Linked DNA regions of Homo sapiens: region 2 is linked to region 1. Evidence: chromatin loops called from intact Hi-C (ENCODE). Cell type or tissue: mammary epithelial cell. All regions are shown on one strand.

The links. Hi-C counts contacts between places; a loop is a spot of excess contacts. Peaks named below come from ENCODE experiments on the same cell type or tissue, not always from the same donor. Only the 100,000 strongest peaks of a DNase experiment are listed, where the experiment ranks them.
Region 2: a loop joins it to region 1, with 11 times the contacts of the local background. A loop is called at or near these places in 9 of 110 quality-filtered maps.

The regions. Positions count from the first base shown.
Region 1 is chr3:112,290,897-112,295,896 of GRCh38, reverse strand. SLC9C1 (solute carrier family 9 member C1) reads left to right here and starts at 1,681. Exons shown (of 29, transcript NM_183061.3): 1 at 1,681-1,804. In mammary epithelial cell, a CTCF peak has its summit at 2,376 (motif pointing left); DNase peaks (open chromatin) are centred at 2,076 and 2,356; H3K4me3 peaks cover 659 bases; H3K27ac peaks cover 1,170 bases.
Region 2 is chr3:112,435,316-112,440,315 of GRCh38, reverse strand. No RefSeq gene overlaps it. Among named protein-coding and RNA genes, the nearest start is that of BTLA, 62 kb to the left of the region's middle. In mammary epithelial cell, a CTCF peak has its summit at 2,526 (motif pointing right); a DNase peak (open chromatin) is centred at 2,535.

The DNA of each region.
Region 1 (5,000 bases):
ACTGCTTGAGCCCAGAAGTTTAAGGTAGCAGGGAGCTATGGTCATACCACTACCTTCCAGCCTGAGTGACAGAGTGAGATCCCATCTCTTGGAAAAAAAAGGTGAATGATTCTGGATTACAAGGATGTCCAGTGTGTGGTCATTAGAGTATATTGCTAAAGAGAAATATTAGACAACATTTACATTTCCTGTTTTATTTATATATATATATATATATATATATATATAAACTTAGCAAGACATATGTATATAAACAAATACATAATGTGGCAAATATTAGCTTTGCAACTTAATTAATTTTTAAATATATATCCACACATGAACCACAACCCACACACAGATATGTGGCATGTATTTCCAACAATGAGAATCCTTTTTTTTTTTTTTTGAAACGGTGTCTCACCCTGTCTCCCAGGCTGGAGTGCAGTGGCGCAATCTCGGCTCACTGCAACCTCCATCTCCCGGGTTCAAGTGATTCTCCTTTCTTAGCCTCCCGGAGCTAGGACTATAGGCGCCTGCCACCATGCCCGGCTAATTTTTGTATTTTTAGTAGAGACGGGGTTTCACCTTGTTGGTCAGGCTGGTCTCGAACTCCTGACCTCAGGTGATCCACCTGCCTCGGCCTCCCAAAGTGCTGGGATTACAGGCATGAGCCACTGCACCTGGCCGAGAATAGATTTTTTAAAGACCCAAGAAAAGGGGCAGCCCAGCAAGACAGAAAATTTCACCAGTAACTGCTCTACTTTAACCAAACACCACAGAAAAGTGTTCACCCACTCCCTGTACCCACATACCAGCAAAGACTGAGTAGGAAGCTTAAACTTCACCCATACCATACAAGATGCCAGAACCCTGCCTGTTTCCCCACCCCAACCAGAGCAGTATCAGAAAAGGCCTTGTGGGAGCTGGAACTTCCATAACAACCAGGCCATAAAGATGCACCCCATGCCTCAGTTGGAGACCATGTAGGGAGCCTGGACTTCTGCTCCAACCCAGCCAAACAAGTTGCCTCCTGCCTTCTTCATCAGGGTAGTATCAGAGGAGGCCAAATGAAGAGTTGGGAATTTTACCACCATTCACTTATAAACGTGTGGGTCGGGAGAAAGAGATGAAACACAGAGAACAAAACATTAAATACAATTTTAAATAACTTTAAGATATTTTATGAGAGTAGGAATGTGAAAAGTTGGCTCTATAGTAATAACTAAGTAATTTCAATTAAAATATTTTTTACATATTATGTTTAGAAAAAACAAATGAGTATATCATTATTCCTGAAAATTTCCTCACATATAACCCAGAGTGAAAGTTCACCTTGTCATCTTGATTTCATTCTCTTACATGCCCACAATATCCATTCACTTTTTCCCTAACCCAGCAACCTGCGTCCTCATATCTCTACCACACTATCTTATCCAGGAAACTTCCTTTTACTAGAATTCTGGGAAAGCAGTGTCCAACAGCTCTTTGTCAGAAATCCACTGTCCCAAAGTCTTAAATTAACACAATGGCGCAATTTCTGTAGGTTCATTTTCACCCCTTATTTGTTTATTTTTAAAAAATAAAACAAAGCCTTAAGCCGTCAAATGCCTGAGATATACAGGAGCAATGACGTTGCATTTCATCAGCCAATCAAGTAAGAGATGATGGGCCTGAAGCTAACCGGTGCAGACTAGGGGCGAGTTTGGAGCAAGTAACTGTCAGTGAGGTTGCAGTTGGTCTGGGCTGTTTGGCTGTGAGCGAAATAGCTGCCCCCCACTTCTCACTTGCACACCACGGGATACTCCTCCTGAGGCTCCGGATGGTGAGCTCTCCAGTCTCTAGTTTCCTTTTCTGGAAGTTGACCTTTCCTACTGGTACTTTCTCTCTCAGTCTCGCCTCCTAGATGAACAAAGGCTCCCACTGTTTTCCTGCTAGAGATTCAGCCACTCCCTCTTGGCGCTTCTGCCTTTCTTGTGGCAGACCATGGAACACTTTCCCAAAGATCAGCTAGCTTCTCGGTTTGAACTTCTACCCCTTAGCTGCTTCCCCTCCTCCATTATGCTTTTTACATCAACTCTTTGTGAACTATCCAGTGGCATGTGTTCCCTTTGCGTTACTGAAACTGAAAAGTCCAGCCCTAGGGGAAAGCTCACTGGTTCAGGGAATCGCCTCAGGTGTGTGGAGCTGATCTTGAGCTGGAGGAAGGGCTCATTCTGAGTGGAGGGGCATTAGGAGGGCAATAGCCCACCCACCTTCAGAGTCAGTAAGATGTCTGCGTTGTGTGGTAGGAGAGTTTACTAAGGAGACAATCCAGCCTCTGGTATCAATATAAAATAAACCATTAAGCATGAGCTTTGTAGCTGTGAAGATTACTGAGATCCCACAGTGCCCTCTTCAGGATGCTTTCTTCACCTAATTCTTGCAAAACGTTCCAATCTGAAGGAAGAAGACTGTTTCCATGTTCAGTAACATGGTAAATTAGTGTGACTTACGGTTCATGAGACAAAATTTCTCAATGCTGGCTGACTGACAAGGACAAATTCATGTCATTTTTGAGAGGGCAGTCATTAATTTCCTCCACACACAAAGAGAATTGAGATATTAGCTAACATGAGAGATATATATATATATATATATTTGAAATAGAGTCTCACTCTGTCACCCAAGCTGGAGTGCAGTGGCACAATCTAGGCTCACTGCAATCTCTGCCTCTTCAATTGATTCTCCTGTCTCAGCCTCCCAAGTAGTTGGGATTACAGGCATGTGCCACCACACCTGGCTAATTTTTTTTTTTTTTTTTTTGTATTTTTAGTAGAGACAGTTTCACTATTTTGGCCAGGCTAGTCTCGAACTCCTGATCTCAAGTGATCCACCCGCCTAGGCCTCCCAAAGTGCTGGGATTACAGGCGTGAGCCACTGTGCTCAGTCAACTAACTTATTGTTAAATTAATGCAGAGGACCTATGTGATAAACCAATATTTTTTTCTTTAATGGGATTTGGACTCACAGACTTTTACAAAGCTGTCAAAAGTCAGCTTAAGATGAAGAGTTCTAATTATATTGAAAACCTGTGGCCGGGCGTGGTGGCTCACGCCTGTAATCCCAGCACTTTGGGAGGCCGAGGCGGGCAGATCACAAGGTCAGGAGATCGAGACCATCCTGGCTAACACAGTGAAACCCCGTCTCTACTAAAAATACAAAAAATTAGCCGGGCGTGGTGGCTGGCGCCTGTAGTCCCAGCTACTCGGGAGGCTGAGGCAGGAGAATGGTGTGAACCCGGGAGGCAGAGCTTGCAGTGAGCCGAGATCGCACCACTGCACTCCAGCCTGGGCGACAGATCATGACTCCGTCTCAAAAAACAAAAAAAAGAAAACCTGTTTATTCTCATAGCTATTTCCTTACCCATACATTTAACATATTAAGCTACAGTAATGTTAGTATTTTTAAAACTATTTTAAGATGACATCTATTCTCAAATAGAGATTTCTTATGAGATTTTGGAGTAGAGGTTGGGGAAGCCAAATGGTATTTATCACATATGCATAGCCAGAGAGATAAATTGTGTTGAATTTGATCATATATATCTCTGAATTTAAGAGTAAACAGGATTCGTGGTAATTTTATTATTATTAATGTGATTATAATTTAACTTTCATGTTCTGGGATACATGTGCAGGTTTGTTATATGGGTAAATTCATGTCATGGAGATTTGTTGTACAAATTATTTAATCACCCAGCTATTAAGCCTGGCACCCATTAGTTATTTTTCCTGATCCTCTCTCTCCTCCCACCATCTACCCTCAAGTAGGCCCCAGTGTATTCCCCTCTATGTGTCCACGTGTTCTGAATATTTAGCTTCCACTTATAAGTGAGAACATGCAGTATTTGGTTTTCTGTTCCTGCATTAGTTTGCTAAGAATAGTGGCTTCCAGCTCCATCCATGTTCCTACAAAGGACATGATCTCATTCTTTTTTATGGCTGCATAGTATTTCATGGTGTATATGTGCCACATTTAGTTTATCTAGTCTACCATTGATGGGCATTTGGGTTGATTCTATGACTTTGCTTTTGTGAACAGTACTGCAATGAATGTACGCATGCATATGTCTTTATGATAGAACAGTTTACATTTCTTTGTGTTTATACCCCGTAATGGGATTGCTGGGTCAAATGTTAGATCTGTTTTTAGGTCTTTGAGGAATCACCACACTGTTTTCCACAGTGGTTGAACTAATTTACATTCCCACCAACAGTGTATAAGCATTCCTTTTTCTCCACAACCTTGTCAGCATCTGTTATTTTTTGACTTTTTAATAGGAGCCATTTTGACTGGTGTGAAATGGTACCTTCCTTGTGGTTTTGATTTGCATTTCTCTAATGATCAGTGATGTTAAGCTTTTTTTTTCATATGCTTGTTGGCAGCATGTATGTCTTCTTTTTAGAAGTGTCTTGTCCTTTGCCTACTTTTTAATGGGGCTGGTTGTTTTTTCTTGTAGATTATTTTAAGTTCCTTATAGATGCTGGATATTAGACCTTTGTCAGAAGCATAGTTTGCAAAAATTTTCTCCCATTCTGTAGGTTATCTGTTTACTTTGTTGATAGTTTCTTTTGCGTGCAGTAGCTCTTTAGTTTAATTAGATCCCATTTGTTAATTTTTGCTTTTGTTGTGATTGCTTTTGATGTCTTTGTCGTGAAACCTTAGCCCACTCCTATGTCAAGAATGATGTTGCCATTACCAGCCACTACAAAAACACACTTAAGTACACAGACCAGTGACACTGTAAAGCAAGCACACAGTCAAGTCTGCATAATCACCAGCTAACATCATGCTGACAAGATCAAATCCACATGTATCAATACTAACCTCGAAAGTAAATGGGCTAACTGCCCCAATTAAAAGGCACAGAGTGTCAGGATGAATAAAGAACCCAGACCCTATGGTATGCTGTCTTCAAGACACCCATCTCACATGCAAGATCGAAAGAAATGGATGGAGAAAAACTACCAAGCCAATGT
Region 2 (5,000 bases), 140 kb before region 1:
TGTTCATTAGGTTTATTGGTCTAAAGTTTTCTTTTTTTATTGTATCTCTGCCAGATTTTGGTATCGGAATGATGTTGGCTTCAGAAAAGGAATTAGGGTCAGGAGCTCCTTCTCAATTTTTTGGACTAGTTTCAGTAGAATTGGTACCACTTCTTTGTACATCTGGTAGAATTCAGCTGTAAATCTGTCTGGCCTAGGGCTTTCTTTGCTCAGTAGGATTTTTATTACTGATTCAATTTCAGAGGTTCTTATTGGTTTGTTCATGTTTCACTTTCTTTCTGGTTCAATATTGTGAGGTTGTGTGTTCCCATGAGTGTACCCATTTCCTCTAGATTTTCTAATTTGTGTGCATAGAGGTGTTCATAATAGTCTCTAAGCATCATTTGTTTTTCTATGCAGTCAGTTGTAATGTCACCTTTGCCATTTCTTATTGCACTTACTTGGCTCTTCTCTTTTTTTTTCTTTGTTAGTCTAGCTAGTGGTCTATTAATCCCATTTATTTTTTGAAAAAACCAACACTTGGTTTCATTAAACTTTTCTATGGGCTTTCACATCTCAATTTCATTCAGTTCATCTCTGCTTTTAGTTGTTTTGTTTTCTTCTAATAGCTTTGGGGTTGGTTTGTTCTATTTTTTTCTAGTTCCTCTAGGTATGATGTTCTTTAATTTGAGGTCTTTCTAACTTCTTGATGAAGGCATTCAGTGATATAAACTTTCCTCCTAACACTGTATTTAGCTGTATCTCAAATATTTAAGTAAGTTGTATCTCTGTTTTCATTAATTCTAAAGAATTGTTTTGATTTCTGCCCTAATTTTGTTGTTCACCCAAGAGTTATTTAGGAACAAGTTGTTTTTTTCTTTTTTGGGGGGACAGAGTCTCGCTCTGTCACCCAGGCTGGAGTAGAGTGGCGCCATCTCAGCTCACTGCAACCTCTGCCTCCCAAGTTCAAGCGATTCTCCTGTCTTGGCCTCCCAATTAGCTGAGACTACAGGCACGTGCCACCATGCCTAGCTAATTTTTTGTATTTTTAGTAGAGACAGGTTTCACCATGTTAGCCAGGATGGTCTCGATCTCCTGACCTTGTGATCTGACTGCCTCGGCCTCCCAAAGTGCTGGGATTACAGGTGTGAGCCACCGCACCCAGCCAGGAACAAGTTGTTTAATTTACATGTTGTTGTGTAGCTTTGAGAGATCATGGTATTGGTTTCTATTTTTATTGCATTGTAGTCTGAGAATGTGCTTGGTATAATTTCTATGATTTTGAATTTATTGAGACTTGCTTTATGACTGAGCGTGTGTTTGATCTCAGAATATGTCTTGTGTGTGAATGAGAAGAATGTATATTCTGTGGCTGTTGGGCGGAATATTCTGTAGCTGTCTATAGGTCTAGTTGGTCAAGTGTTGAGTTTAAGTCCAGAATTTGTTTGTTAGTTTTCTGCCTCAATCATCTGTCCAATGCTGTCAGTGGGGTGTTAAAAGTCCCCACTATTTTTCTGTGGCTGTCTAAATCTTTTTGTATGTCAAGAAGAACTTGGTTTTACGAATCTGAGTGCCTTAATGTTGGGTGCATATATAATTAGGATGGTTAGGTCTTGTTGAATTGATCCCTTTATCATCATGTAATATCCTTCTCTGTTCTTTCTGCTTGTTGTTAACTTAAAATCTGTTTATCTAGTATAAGAATAGTGACTCCTGCCATTCCTTGTTTTTAATTTGTATGGTAGATCTTTCTCCATCCCTTTACTTTGAGGCTGTGTCAGTTATTACATGTGAGATGAGCCTCTTAAAGATAGCAGAGAATTAGATCTTGTCTTTTTATCCAGCTTGTCACTGTATGCCTTTTTTTTTTTTTTTTTTGAGACGGAGTCTCGCTCTGTCGCCCAGGCTGGAGTCCAGTGGCGCGATCTCCACTCACTGCAAGCTCCGCCTCCCGGGTTCACGCCATTCTCCTGCCTCAGCCTCCTGAGTAGCTGGGACTACAGGTGCCCGCCACCACGCCTGGCTAATTTTTTTGTATTTTTAGTAGAGATGGGGTTTCACCATGTTAATCAGGATGGTCTCGATCTCCTGACCTCGTGATCTGCCCGCCTCGGCCTCCCAAAGTGCTGAGATTACAGGCTTGAGCCACTGCGCCTGGCCCACTCTATGCTTTTTAAGTGGGGCATTTAGACCATTTACATTCAGGGTTAGAATTGGTATGTAAGATTTTGACCCTGTCATCATGCTGTTATGTGGTTGTTAGCTGGCTGAGGGGATAGTCTGTTCATTTGGAGGTCAGGGGACACTCTGTTTTTTAAATTGCCAGAATTCTTTGCCTATTCTTTCTCATTGAGAAGGCTGGTCTTCCTTTAACTGTGGCGCCAAATGAGCATCATCATCTGTCTTTGTTTCTGGGTGCTTTCAGAGGGTCAAGGCTCTGTGTAGGATCTTTAATTGTGGCTGGATTTTTGCCTAGGGTCTGACAGGCTTTGTATACTGGCAAAATATTTTTGGTGTTGTAATTTGGAGTGTGAACCAGTAGATGGAGCTTCAGGGTGTTGGCCAGCAGATAGGCTCTTAGCCATACAGCTCTCTGTGTATTTCAGCACATTCACAGTAGTACTCTGTGATGGCAGTGAGAAAGATAGGTGACCCCCCAACAAGGTCTGCTCCAGGGCCTTGGAGAAGCCCCCTTTGATTACTGGCACCGCATTCATATTTCCTTTGTTAGGCACTCTGGGCAGCAGGGTTTCCTCACGTACTGGCTGTGGCTGGCATTCAGGTCACACCCTTCCTGGATCGGCCCTGTAGAAGGAGGCACAACTCATTCCCGTCAGCCCAAGAACCTGAGTATCTCATCCCTCAAAGTGTTCTGGGAGTAGGGCACCTCTCCTGCTTGGGCACTGCCAAAGCCAGTGAGCCTTGTCTGGCTAGAGGCAGTGGGGGTGGGTGGAGTGGCATGGACCACCATCTGCATGCTTTCTAGGGGAACACGGGGCTTTGCCCACCTGCAGAGTTCAGGCAGGAGAGGGGCTGCTGTGCTGGAAGCCCAAGCTGGTGAGTCCCATCTGGCTAGCAGCAGTGTGGGTCAGAGAAATCTCCCAATTCATCACCTGAGTGTTTCCTGGGGGGACACAGAGCTGTGCCCACTGGCAGAGTTCAGGCAGGGCTGGGTCTGCTGTAGTGGAAGGAGTCGTCAAGCCTTGTCTGGCAGGTAGGAGTGAAGCAATCTGACTGCTCCCCAACACCACAACTGTGGCCTCTATTGGTGTTACGGCTGTTGGTGCCAGGTTGTTCAGGTGTCTAAGGCCTAAGGAGCTCCCCATGGTTTTGAGTGGTACCTCTGCAAAAACTCTGGCAACTTTCTGTATCAGTCTAGAGGCCCAGGGTAGGGTGGGGGTCAAGGGTGTTCTCCCATTTCCTGAATTGCACAGGTTCCTGTGATAAGTGTGGATTCCCTGGGAGCTCTTACTCCCTCACCCTGTCCCTGTATTCGGAAGCTTCTCTTGGCTCCCTGCTAGTCCTGGGTGGGCAGATGCCCAGCTTCACTATTTTCTGTTCTCTTTGTGTCCTCTCTCTCCCTTGATGGATCCTGACATGGATTCTTGGATGATCCACTTAAAGAGTCAGTATTTACTTGCTACTTTGTTTCCTCTCTGTTAGAGTGGCACACACTAGCTGCTGCTAGTCAGCCATCTTGAACCACTTCAGGAATTTTTTTTCTGGTATGAATCTTCAGAAAATTCGTACAGAAAGAGTTTTGGTGATAAATATTCTAAATTTTTACATGTATATTTTTATTTTATCTTCCTAATTTGACTTTGATTGGAATTCTAGTATTAAATTCTAGTGTAGCTTTCTGGAAAATTTGAAGATATTTTTTCATTATCTATTGCCTTCAGAGTTTCTGAGAAGATTGATGTCAATTCATTCTTATTCATTTGTAGGTAATTTTTATTGTTGTTATATGAAAGCTCTTAGAATTTCTCCCCATAATTTTGTGGGTTCTGAAATAACACTATAGGTAGTGTGTTTACATTTTTTCTTGTTTGGCTTTTAGTAGAAATTTTAAGTTTCAGGACTCATGTCTTTCTCTGCTCAGGGTAATTCTCTTCTATTATTTCTTTAAATATCATCTCCTCCTTGTTTGGTCTACTCTTACTTTTGTGAACTCCCATGAAATGGCTGTCGAAATTCTGGGTCTAGTCTGCAAAGTCTTTTAAGTTTTATTTCATATGTTCCCGCTCTTTGACTCTTTGTATGCATTCTAGGGCAATTCTTTGTCTCACTCTGCTAGCTTACTACATCAACCTTCAGTTGGGTCTGCTCTACTTTTTAGACTATCTCTTAAGGTTGTCATTTCAACAACCACATTTTTAATTTTCACAATCAATAATTTGTATTTTTTTTACTTATTCTGAGAATGCTAATTGTGCTTCCTCCCCAACCCCACCCCCCTGCAAAAAAAAGCTCTGCTCAGGTTGCTCTATTAATTCTATTTTTCCCTCTGTAGGTTCTTGGGTTTATTGACTTTACTCTTTCTCTATGTGTTGGCTTCCCTCAAACATCTCATTATTCCCATAGTGAAGACTTTATTTTTGATTGTGTGTCATAGGTGTTTGTGCAGCCCACGAGGGCATTATTTTATTGAAAGTGTGTGGGAAGTACAGCATGCTGACAGGATAGCACCTCGGTGTGTATTTTTCTGAGCATGGCTGCTCCTCATTTCTTTTACAAATCACAGTCACATGCACATTGTCCATTCTCCATTCTCTCTAATCTACTCTTCCTCATATTGTAAGCAATCACTCCCATTGCATGACTAGTCAATAGGGTAGGGGTTGGTCAGCTTGGCTGTTCCTGCTAATCACCATGTTTATTGCCTCTTCTACTCATCAATCTACAGGTATAAAGTTTCTTTGTATAAGATCTCACATTTTTAACAGTTTAATCATGTACAGATTTTGGATTGTGGCTTTTTAAAAAATCAATTTGATTCCTATGACTTTTGTCCTTTAAGG